Regions from separate parts of the Homo sapiens genome. Here region 1 is linked to region 2. Evidence: chromatin contacts called from ENCODE Hi-C or POLR2A ChIA-PET data. All regions are on one chromosome and are shown on one strand. Each heading gives the region's core, a stretch centred on a gene start or an enhancer-like site at or near the end of the contact. The rest is flanking DNA. Distances are from core to core; before and after follow the strand shown.

Region 1 (5,384 bases), core at 992-3,491, 110 kb after region 2:
ACACAGTGCTATTTTTGGCGGGGGTGGGGGGCACTCACGTTTCTCCACAAGGTACATAAGGTCCCTTCACTCTGAACCACACTGACATGTTCACGCCACCCCATTCCCACAAGGACAAGCCTCATCCTCAGAGGCAGGCCTGGGCATGGCCCGGCCCTCCCATTGCCTGAGGGTCACCCAGATCTTCTCAACAGGCACCTCTCTCTCCAGCTCTTCTCCCCTTGCCCCATTCCCTCCATAGCTTTCCCTCATTAAAGCCTCTATAATTGGTTCAAACAAACAAGCTTCCTGAACTGAGTTTGCTGCATCCCCTCAGAATCCCAGGGCTGGGAAAGCCTCCAGCTTCCTGTGGTGAGGATTAGGTCATTAAATCAATTGGATCGGCTGCAGGACTGTGCCCCCGGAAGCAGCCCCCTCCTCACCACCCGGCTCTGGGGATGGTCATCCTCAGGACCTGGCTGAGAGACCCCAGGTGCAGCCTCCTGGGGAAACGCTTCCCAATCAAACTCTTCGGAAAATAAGTTTTGTTGGGCACAGTGGCAAATGCCTGTAATCCCAGCACTTTGGGAGACTGAGGTAGGAGAATTGCTTGAGGCCTGGACTTCAAAACCAGCCTGGGCAATAAAGTAAGACCCCATCTCTTTAAATTTTTTTTTTTTTTTTTTTTTTTTTTTTTGGAGATGGGGTCTCGCTCTTTCCCTCTGTCGCCCAGGCTGGAGTGCAGTGGCGCAATCTCGTTTCACTGCAACCTCTGCCTTCCAGTCTCAGGTGATTCTCCTGCCTCGGCCTCCCGAGTAGTTGGGACTACAGGTGCGTGCCACCATGTCCAGCTAATTTTATTTTGTATTTTTAGTAGGGACAGGGTTTTGCCATGTTGGCCAGGCTGGTCTCAAAATCCTGACCTCATGTGATCTGCCTACCTCAGCCTCCCAAAGTGCTGGCATTATAGACATGAGCCACCGAGCCTGGCTTCTACAAAAAATCTTTAAAAGATTAGCTGGGTGCAGCCTGGGCGCGGTGGCTCACGCCTCTAATCCCAGCACTTTGGGAAGCTGAGGCGGGCGGATCATGAGGTCAGGAGATCAAGACCATCCTGGCTAACACGGTGAAACCCCGTCTCTACTAAAAATACAAAAAATTAGCCAGGCGTGGTGGTGGGTGCCTGTGGTCCCAGCTACTCGGGAGGCTGAGGCAGGAGAATGGCGTGAACCCGGGAGGCAGAGCTTGGAGTGAGCCGAGATCGCGCCACTGCATTCCAGCCTGGGGGACAGAGCGAGACTCCGTCTAAAAAAAAAAAAAAAAAAAGATTAGCTGGGTGTGCAGTGGCTTGCACCTGTAGGCCCAGTTACTTGGGAGGCTGAGGTGGGAGGATCCCAAGAGCCCAGGAGTCTGAGGTTGCAGTGAGCTATGATCACACCACTGCACCCCAGCCTGGGCAACAGAGCGAGACTGTCTCAAAAAAAAAAAAAGAAAAGAAGTTTTAAGGCCACTGCCTCTTTCCAACAGGCTGTCAGCATAAAGGTATGTGTTAATTTGCATAAAGATATAGGTGTATCTGTTTACTTCGCAAATACACCCATCTGTGCTACAGAGGCCAGGGTTCCTGGCTCCACGCATCACGTGAGCCACACTGCTTGCTTGTTTGGGTGATTGCTTCTGCTCTACTAAGCAGGAGGCGACCTTCCTGATCCTTTCCCCTCCAGCTACCTCGGAACAAAACATAATCCAAGGAAGGAGGAAACCTCCCCCTAAGAGGCTGTTGAGGACTCAGTTTCCTTCCTCTCCAAATGTTTAACAAGCCAATAATCAAAATCAACAATGCTTTAAACAAAGACCCCTTCAGAATCTCCCATGTGTTTATCCCATTAACTTACTGTGGGAAACGGTATCGGGACAAAAACTCCTGATGGGTCACAAGGCCTTGTCCAGTCTGAAGGCAAGGACAGTGGCAGCTGGAGCTGAAGGGAAGGAAGATCAGAAAAGACGCACTTGCTCCAGAAGAGGGGAAAATACAGCACCTGATACAATAGGAATCCACCCACAAACCCTGGAGGGTTTGTTCAAGGTTAAAGCCACCACAGACAAGCTCAGGAGAGTAGCCACAGGGGCGGCCAGTGTAAAGTGTCCAAGAAACTGTCCCTAGTCACAATGGGCGCAGGCATGAACACCCAGATCTGGGCACACCCTGGCAAACTAGCTCAGGAGACGAACCACCATCACCCATTTGTAATGACATCCCCTTTCCCAAAGCCACGAAACTGTTAGTCACCAAACCACAGAAAGGAAGCAGAAGCTTCTGGCAAAACTGGTCTGTTAAGAGCTCCCCTGGCAAAAAGACTCCAGTTTTTCCAGGCCAACGACTCACCCAAGACTGTTACATTTTACAAAATGAAACCCAGGAGTCTTTACAAGCCCATATCCAAAGAATGTAAGCAGGACCTGCCCTCCTGCAAAAACTCTCCATTGAGAGGAAAAAGCTTATCTCAAGGGTCACTGGAAGAGGGTTAATTACACGACACATTAATTTGATGATTAAGATGATTTCTGAGGATTAAGACTTTGTTTAAGTCCCAGAGAACAAAACTTCCTTGCAAATTTCCTTGGAGCACATAATGCAATGTTAAAAAACGAAAACAAAACCAAAAAAGGCATCAACGCACAGGACAAAGCATGCTAGGTCTTACCTGCTTCTAGAAAAGTCACTGAAGTCTGCCAGAAAGACACTAATCATAAAAACTTCCAAGTCCGAAAAAAGAATAACTCACCCAAAAAAGAAGTTCCTAAGAGAGAGGGAAACTGACTATTGTACATGCTGTAAAAGGACAAAGAAACCAGAAATCCAGGACAATAACCCAGGAGGGCCACGGCAACCAAAGGACCTGCAATCAAAATCAATTCCAGATGGAACAAAGTTGTTTTTTTTTCTTCCTCCTCACCTTTTTCTTTTGAAAAATTCCAAAGCCACGGAAGAGCTAAAAGAACAGTACAAGAACATCCACATACCTTGCTCCTGGAGTCCCACTGTTCACATTTTGCTATATATGTTTTATGGCTCTGTGCTGTGGGTATATGTCAAGGTACACGCACACTGCTGCTTTTCCTGAACCATCTGAAAGTCAATTGCAGAGATCATGATACTTGGCTAATGCCTCAGCACAGATCTCCTAAGGCCATTCTCCTACATAACCACAATATCATTAACACCCCAAGGAATTCTTGTTTGTTTGGTTTTGTTTTTTGAAACAGTGTCTCGCTCTGTCACACAGGGTGGAGTGCAGTGGTGCGATCACAGCTCACTGCAGCCTCAACATCCAGGGCTCAAGTGATCCTCCCCCCTCAGCCTCCTGAGTAGCTAGGATTAGAGGTGTGCACAACCACACTCGACTGCTTTTTTTTTTTCTTTTCTTTTGTGAGACAGGGTCTCACCCTGTCACCCAGGCTGGAGTGTAGTGGTGCAATCTCAGCTCACTGCAACCTCCACCTCCCAGGCTTAAGCGATCCTCCCACCTCAGCCTCCCAAATAGCTAGGCCTGCAGGCATGCATCACTATACCCAGCTAATTTTTATAGTTTTTGTAGAAATGGCGTTTCACCATGTTGCCCAGGCTAGTTTTGTTTTTTGTTTGAGACAGAGTCTCGCTCTGTCACCCAAGCTGGAGTGCAGTGGTGTGATCTCTGCTCACTGCAATTTCCGCCTCCCGGGTTCAAGAGATTCTCCTGCCTCAGCCTCCTGACTAGCTAGGATCACAAGTGTGACTGCCATGCCTGGCTATTTTTTTTTTTTTTTTTTTTGAGACAGAGTCTCACTCTGTCCCTCAGGCTGGAGTGCAGTGGTGCAATCTCGGCTCACTGCAAGCTCTGCTTCCCAGGTTCACACCATTCTCCTGCCTCAGCCTCCCAAGGAGCTGGGACTACAGACGCCCACCACCATGCCCTGCTAATTTTTTGTATTTTTAGTAGAGACAGGGTTTCACCGTGTTAGCCAAGATGGTCTCGATCTCCTGACCTCATGATACGCCCGCCTCGGCCTCCCGAAGTGCTGGGATTACAGGCATGAGCCACTGCACCCGGCCTGTTTTGTTTTTGAGACAGTCTTACTCTGTCACCCACGCTGGAATGTAATGGCACAATTGCAACTCACTGCAACCTCCGCCTCCTGGGTTCCAGCGATTCTCCCACCTCAGCCTCCCAAGTAGCTGGGATTATAGGCACCCACCACCATGCCCAGCTAATTTTTGTATTGCAGTTGAGATGGGGTTTTGCCATGTTGGGCAGGCTGGTCTTGAACTCCTGACTTCACGTGATCCGCCCGCCTCAGCCTCCCAAAGTGCTGGGATTACAGGCGTGAGCCACCATGCCTAGCCTAGTTTTGTTTTGTTTTGAGATGGAGTCTTGCTCTGTCGCCAGGCTAGAGTGCAGTGGCACGATCTCGGCTCACTGCAACCTCCGCCTCCCGGGTTCAAGCGATTCCATTGCCTCAGTCTCTCGAGCAGCTGGGACTATAGGTGCACGCCACCATGCCCAGCTAATTTTTTGTATTTTTAGTAGAGACAGGATTTCACCATGTTGGCCAGGCTGGTCTCTCGAACTCCTGACCTCGTGATCCACCCGCCTTGGCCTCCCAAAGTGCTAGGATTACAGGCATGAGCCACCGCACCTGGCCTTGTTTTGTTTTTTAAGAGATGGGACTTGCTATGTTGCCCAGGCTGGTCTTGAACTCCTGGCCTCAAGCAATCCTCCTGCCTCTGCCTCCAAAAGTGCTGGGATTACAGGTGTGAGCCACCACGCCCGACCTTCCCAAGGAATTTAATATTGACCAAGTAGTATCTTTGATATCCACCCCATATCCAAATTTCCCCAATTCCCCCTCCCCCTCAATTTGGCCTTCACTTGTGTTTAATCCAGGACTGGATCAAGGATCTCAGTTGTATTTGGTTCCCATGCTCTTCAACCTACTTAATCTAGAGTGGTTTAGCAGCTTTTCTTTGTTTATCAGGATATTAACATTTTTTAGAGTCCAGGACCCTTGTCTTTAGGATGTTCCACAATCTGGATTTGGCCAATTGTTCCTTAAACACTTTCACAAGAAATTATGTATCTGATGTATCAGTGTTCCACTAGAAGTGCATAATGCCAGTTTGCCCCAATTCTGGTGATGCTGGCTTTGATACCTTGGATATGGATCAAAGTTTTAATGTATAAAACATGGAGTGAATGTATTAGACGAAAACACAGGCAAAGAAAACAGTGCGAGAAGAAAATATGAAATGAAACCTAGAAGTCAGCCGGGTGCAGTGGCTCATGCCTGCAATCCCAGCACTTTGAGACACAAAGGCAGGCAGATCACCTGAGGTCAGGAGTTCGAGAGTAGCCTGGCCAACATGG
Region 2 (5,870 bases), core at 2,291-4,790:
CGGCTTTGTGAACAAGAAATTAACCCAGAAGCTTTATCATCAGTTATTAAGGAGCTTCGCAAGGCTACTGAAGCACTAAAGGCTGCTGAAAATATGACAAGCTGATTTTCTGGGGAAATTCTGATGAGATATGTCAAGCTCTGCAAGAGGATTTAAAGATTGCACTGTAGTCGAGAATGTACAATGATACTGAATGCAGCAGTGTAGAAAAATTTTCCTTTTTAAAAGAATTATAAAACCATAGCATTATAAATCAGTGGAAAGTGGCTTACAGACAGAACTATCAGATGTGTTTACATCACATCTTATTCTTTTTTTTTTTTTTGAGGCGGAGTTTCGCTCTTGTCACCCAGGCTGGAGTGTAGTGGCGTGATCTCGGCTCACTGCAATCTCTGCCTCCCGGGTTCAAGCGATTCTCCTGCCTCAGCCTCCCAAGTAGCTGGGATTACAGGAGTGCACTACCACACCTGGATAATTTTGTATTTTTAGTAGAGATGGGGTTTCTCCATGTTGGTCAGGCTGGTCTTGAACTCCCGGCCTCAGGTGATCCGCCCAACTCGGCCTCCCAAAGTGCTGGGACTACAGGAGTGAGTCACCGCGCCCAGCTTATTCACTTTTTTTAACGGCTCTAATGCTTCCACATCGCCATGTTCATATTTATGTATTCTTTATTTATAGCTTTGATAGCTTTAATTTTCTAAGCAGTCTATCAGATGTGCACATCTGCTGTGCCTGTAGTGGAACCCATCAGTAGTAATGTGTAGTAGTTGTGACTTGTTGACATTTCCACTATAAATTTTAACTTTGAATTGTTTATGCATTATAACTGTGGATTTATATTGTATTGGGCTGAAAGCTGACACTATTTCAGCCACCATTGGTGAATTCTGATTTAGATTCATTATGTATGTCGGAATCTTGTTTTTTAAAATAAGAGCATGGAAAACATTTCTTGCAATCTGATCTTTAACAAAGAATACTTAGTTTTTTAAACAGTTTGTTGGGCAGCTAATAATGTGAACCAGGTCATTTTTGTATTGAGTAAAAATTTAAACTTCTAGAAACTTAGATTTTAAAAGTAATGACAATGCTTAGGTTAGTATTATTTGCAATTCGAATCATTTACAGCTAATGAGAATGTTTTCTTAAAGTTTTATACCCTATAAATGGAGGCCTAAAAAAATGTGTAAAATGAAACATAGCAAACATGCCAAACTCCTGTTTACTTTTCTTACATAAAAGTAATTTGAGTCCTTGACTAATAAATCTTGAATGGTTATTTAATAAGTTATTAGGTAAGTAATGTGTTTCAAAAAAAAACTAAACTTTGAATGTATTAATTTAAAACTATGCAAAAGCAAAGCTGGCAATCAAACCTTCTACAAGTGCAGGCTGTAGCTAGGCACACACCTATCATTTCAGGATATGACTCATTTTTTAGGGTTATGGTAGATTTCAGTCATTAGAAATTATTTGATTTTTAAGTCAAGATGAAAAAAATACAATAATCAACTTTAGGATTAACATGAATATAAGCTATGCTGCCCCAGCACAACCCAACTCTGTGGGCTAAAGAGAGGCTAGACCCGGGCCGGGCGTGGTGGCTCACACCTGTAATCCTAGCACTTTGGGAGGCCAAGGCAAGCAGATCACCTGAGGTCAGGAGTTCAAGACCAACCTGGCCAACATGGTAAAACCCCGCCTCTATTGAAAATACAAAAATTAGCCGGGCGTGGTGGCACACGCCTATAATCCCAGCTACCCAGGAGGCTGAGGTAGGAGAATAGCTGGAACCTGGGAGGCGGAGGCTGCAGTAAGCTGAGATCGCGCCATCGCACTCCAGCCTGGGTGACAGAGCGAGACTCCATCTCAAAAAGAAAAAGAGAGAGAGAGGCTGGACCCATGCCTAAGTCTCACAAGTAACGGGGATTTCAGCAGGTTGGTTGCAGAGCCCAGACGCCAACCACAGGTCCCAGGGTGGCCCTGATATCAGTCAACCCAGTACACGAACAGTTCCTTTCCGGTTTATTCACTCATATGGATGGTTCCCCACTTACAGTGGCTCAACTTAGGATTTTTAGACTTTACAAAGATGGGTTTATCAGAAGATAAACCTGATTGTAAGTAAAGAAGACTTTGTAACTAGAAATCCACGGTTTCCAGCCAGGCGCAGTGGCTCACACCCATAATCCCAACACTTTGGGAGGCCCAGGTAGGAGGATTGCTTGAGCCTAGAAGTTCGACACCAGCCTGGGTGACAAGGTGTGATCCCGTCTCTACAAAAAAATGTTTTAAAAAATTAGGCTGGACACAGTGGCTCACGCCTGTAATCCCAACACTTCGGGAGGCCAAGGCGGGTGGATCACCTGAGGTCAGGAGTTCGAGACCAGCTTGGCCAATGTGGTGAAACCCTGTTTCTACTAAAAACACAAAAATTAGGCCAGGCACAGTGTCTCGCGCCTGTAATTCCAGCACTTTGGGAGGCCGAGGCAGGTGGATCACCTGAGGTCAGGAGTTCGAGACCAGCCTGGCCAACATGGTGAAACCCCGTCTCCACTAAAAAAATACAAAAATTGGCCGGGCACAGTGGCTCACGCCTGTAATACCAGCACTTTGGGAGGCCAAGGTGAGCAGATGGCCTGAGGTCAGGAGTTCGAGACCAGCCTGGCAAACATGGTGAAACCCTGTCTCTACTAAAAATACAAAAATTAACCAGGCGTGGTGGCGGGTGCCTGTAATCCCAGCTACTTGGGAGGCTGAGACAGGAGAATTGCTTGAACCTGGGAGGCAGAGGTTGCAGGGAGCTGAGACCACACTATTGCACTCCAGCCTGGGCAACAAGAGTGAAACTCCATCTCAAAAAATAATAATAATAATAATACAAAAATTAGCTAGGCGTGGTGGCAGATGCCTGTAATCCCAGATACTTGGGAGGCTGGGGCAGGAGAATTGCCTGAACCAGGGTGACGGAGGTTGCAATGAGCCAAGATTGCGCCACTGCACTCCAGCCTGGGCGACAGGAGCGAAACTCTATCTCAAAAAAAAAAAAAAAAAAAAATTAACCAAGCGTGGTGGCATGCACCTGTAACCCCAGCTACTCGGAAGGTTGAGGCAGGGGAATCTCTTGAACCTGGGGGGCAGACGTTGCAGTGAGCAGAGATTGTGTCACTTGCACTCCGGCCTGGGTGACAAAGCGAGATTCCCTCTTGAATAAAAAAAAAAAGTTAGCTGGCATGGTGGCACATGCCTGTACTCCCAGCTACTCGGGAGGCTGAGACAGGAGGAATGTTTCAGCCCAAGAGTTACAGGCTGCCGTGAGCCAAGATCTCACCACTGCAGTCCAGCCTCAGGGAGAACAAGACTATCTCTAAAGAAAAAAGAAACCCACTGTTTCAAACAAGAGTGTGATGTGTGCCTCTTATCATGACACGTAGGTTGGTCATGTCTGCCCTTAAAAAACAACAGCTAAATATTGCAAGAGACTGTTGGCGTCTCACCTATAAATCCTAGATGATGTTACAGGTTTCATTTGCAGATTCAACTTTTAAACCTTGGTCTATCATAAGAACCTGCAATTAAGGAACACTGCCAGCAGGTGGTGACAGGTGCCCTTGCATGCTCCAAGTTCTCAGGCTTTGATTTTAAAATCCTGCTAGTTAATTTCCAAAGGCGAGCTAGTAGGCCCTTGTTAAAGATGACATGGGTAGAAAAGTATCTTAAACTCTAAGTTTAAAATCTCCAGCTGATTCTTTTTTTCCTCAAAAAAGCATTTGGAACAGGTAAAATATTCACAGTTTTAAAATCAAAATATAAAAAGGCATTATCTCTGGGTCTCTAAGTATTGTCCCTAGTCATAAATTCTTTTTTTTTTTTTTTTTGAGAGTCTTGCTCTGTCACCCAGGCTGAAGTGAAATAAAACTACAATGTGTGCCACCACTCCCAGCTAATTTTTGTTATTTTTAGAGGAGAGGGGTTTTCACCATGTTGGCCAGGGTGGTCTTGAACTCTTGACCTCAGGTGATCCACCGTGCCTGGCTAATTTTTGTATTTTTAGCGGAGACAGGGTTTCACCATGTTGGCCAGTCTGGTCTCAAACTCCTGGCCTCAAGTGATCCGCCTGCCTCAGTCTCCCAAAGTGCTGGGATTACAGGCGTGACCCACTGCACCCAGCTGTAAAACAGATTTTTTAATTACTCTTATTTTTTTTTTTCCAAAGACTGAACACTGCCAAAGAATCTCTGTATGCACAGGTTTAAGGATTTCTTCATCAGAATCCCAAACAAACTAAATTTTAAAGGGCTGATTGAAACACCAAATACATAGCTTAGACATTATTTAGATCAGGGTTTCTCAACAGCTGGACACTCTGGGCCAGACAATGTTTAGCTGTGGGGCTGTCCCGTGCATTGTGGGACGTTCAGCAGCATCCCGGCCTCAAAACCACTGGATGTCCGCGGCCTCCCCACCAAGATGTGCCAACCAGAAGTGTCTCCAGACATTCCCCAAGATCCCCTGGGGGCAATCCTCCTCCCTCCTCCCTTGAGAACCACTGACTGACATCCACCCCGTTAAGGAAAACCAATGATGTCTACATGAAAATCACTTGTACACTTTAAAAGAGCCACTTTAATAATTTGTGCATTACATTGATGTGAATTTCTTTTTTTTTTTTTTTCCGAGTCAGGGTCTCACTCTGTCTCAGAGGTGTGGGACACCCCACCCAGCTTGAAGTTAATTTTTAAAATAAAAACACATTAAGGCCGGGCACGGTAGGTCATGCCTGTAATCCCAGCAATTTGGGAGGTTGAGGTGGGTGGATCGCTTGAGTTCAGGAGTTCGACACCAGCCTGGGCAAAATGATAAAACCCTGTCTCTACAAAAAATAGGAAAAAATTAGCCAGGCATGGTGGTACACTTGGGAGCTACTTGGGACCTCCCAGCTACTCGGGAGGCTGAGGCATGAGAATCGCTTGAGCCTGGGAGGTGGAGGTTGCAGTGAGCTGAGATCACACCACTGCACTCCAGACTGGGTGACAGAGCGAGACCTGCCTCAAACAAACAAAAAACACACACATTAAGTGTCAAATAAATTCTTAAGCTAACAGAACAATTGAGTTTTTTAATAGTACAGTGAAACTTTCCCTGCATTTATTCACTTTTCCCAGGACAAGCATCATACCACCACATACTGTTACACACAATGCAGCTGTTCTACGAAAGGTGAGGCTGGGCGCGGTGGCTCATGCCTGTAATCCCAGCACTTTGGGAGGCCGAGGCAGGCTGATCACCTGAAGTCAGGAGTTCGAAACCAGCCTGGCCAACATGGCGAAACCCCGTCTCTACTAAAAACACTAAAAATTAGCCAGGTGTGGTGGTGGGCACCTGTAATCCCAGCTACTCAGGAGACTGAGGCAGGAGAATTGCTTGGACCCGGGAGGTGGAGGTTGCAGTGAGCTGAGATTGTGCTATTGCACTCCACTGCAGCCTGGCTGACAAGAGTGAGACTCCGTCTCAAAAAAAAAAAAAAAAAAAAAAAAACAAAGGTGAGAGCTGTTTGCAAGCTCTGCACATCTGGATCCACTCTCTTGCTCACAGGCTGGGACACCTGCCTGTCCGCCACCAGGCGGTCTATGGCTGGGCATGGGCTCACCACTACCCAGCTCACAGGGCCTGAGAGCTACATCGGGCTCCTCGTGTTGGGGAGCGCAAGGCATGCATGGTGGCATCATGAGAAAAGACCAGGGAATGAGCAGGAACAGATGGAGGAGGAACCCCTATGTCCTTCTCCCTGGTGCACATCCCACCCTGAACACTAAGAAGGAAGCAAGGGGACCAGACCCTGCACATGAGCCTCAGGGTAGGATGCCAGG

What was found. A loop is a pair of places that touch in the nucleus more often than their neighbours do. ChIA-PET counts read pairs that join two places held with the same protein, here RNA polymerase II (POLR2A). Pooled maps may share reads with other maps.
Region 1: a loop to region 2 is called in a pooled map, with 2.1 times the contacts of the local background. The contact joins two enhancer-like sites. A Hi-C loop is called at or near these places in 1 of 50 pooled maps. POLR2A ChIA-PET finds 5 or more read pairs at or near these places in 4 of 52 experiments (Caco-2, GM12878, WTC11 and 1 more).

The regions. Positions count from the first base shown.
Region 1 is chr1:9,891,135-9,896,518 of GRCh38, forward strand. All of the region lies in intron 1 of CTNNBIP1 (catenin beta interacting protein 1), which reads right to left. Among named protein-coding and RNA genes, the nearest start is that of CTNNBIP1, 16 kb to the right of the region's middle. Within about 2 kb of position 2,242, at least 14 of the 41 ENCODE cell types and tissues checked have a DNase peak (open chromatin) inside an H3K27ac peak, as active enhancers do.
Region 2 is chr1:9,781,136-9,787,005 of GRCh38, forward strand. The region is part of intron 1 of CLSTN1 (calsyntenin 1); the gene reads right to left. It also overlaps the pseudogene MZT1P1. Among named protein-coding and RNA genes, the nearest start is that of CLSTN1, 40 kb to the right of the region's middle. RefSeq lists an enhancer at 5,189-5,689. Within about 2 kb of position 3,541, at least 2 of the 41 ENCODE cell types and tissues checked have a DNase peak (open chromatin) inside an H3K27ac peak, as active enhancers do.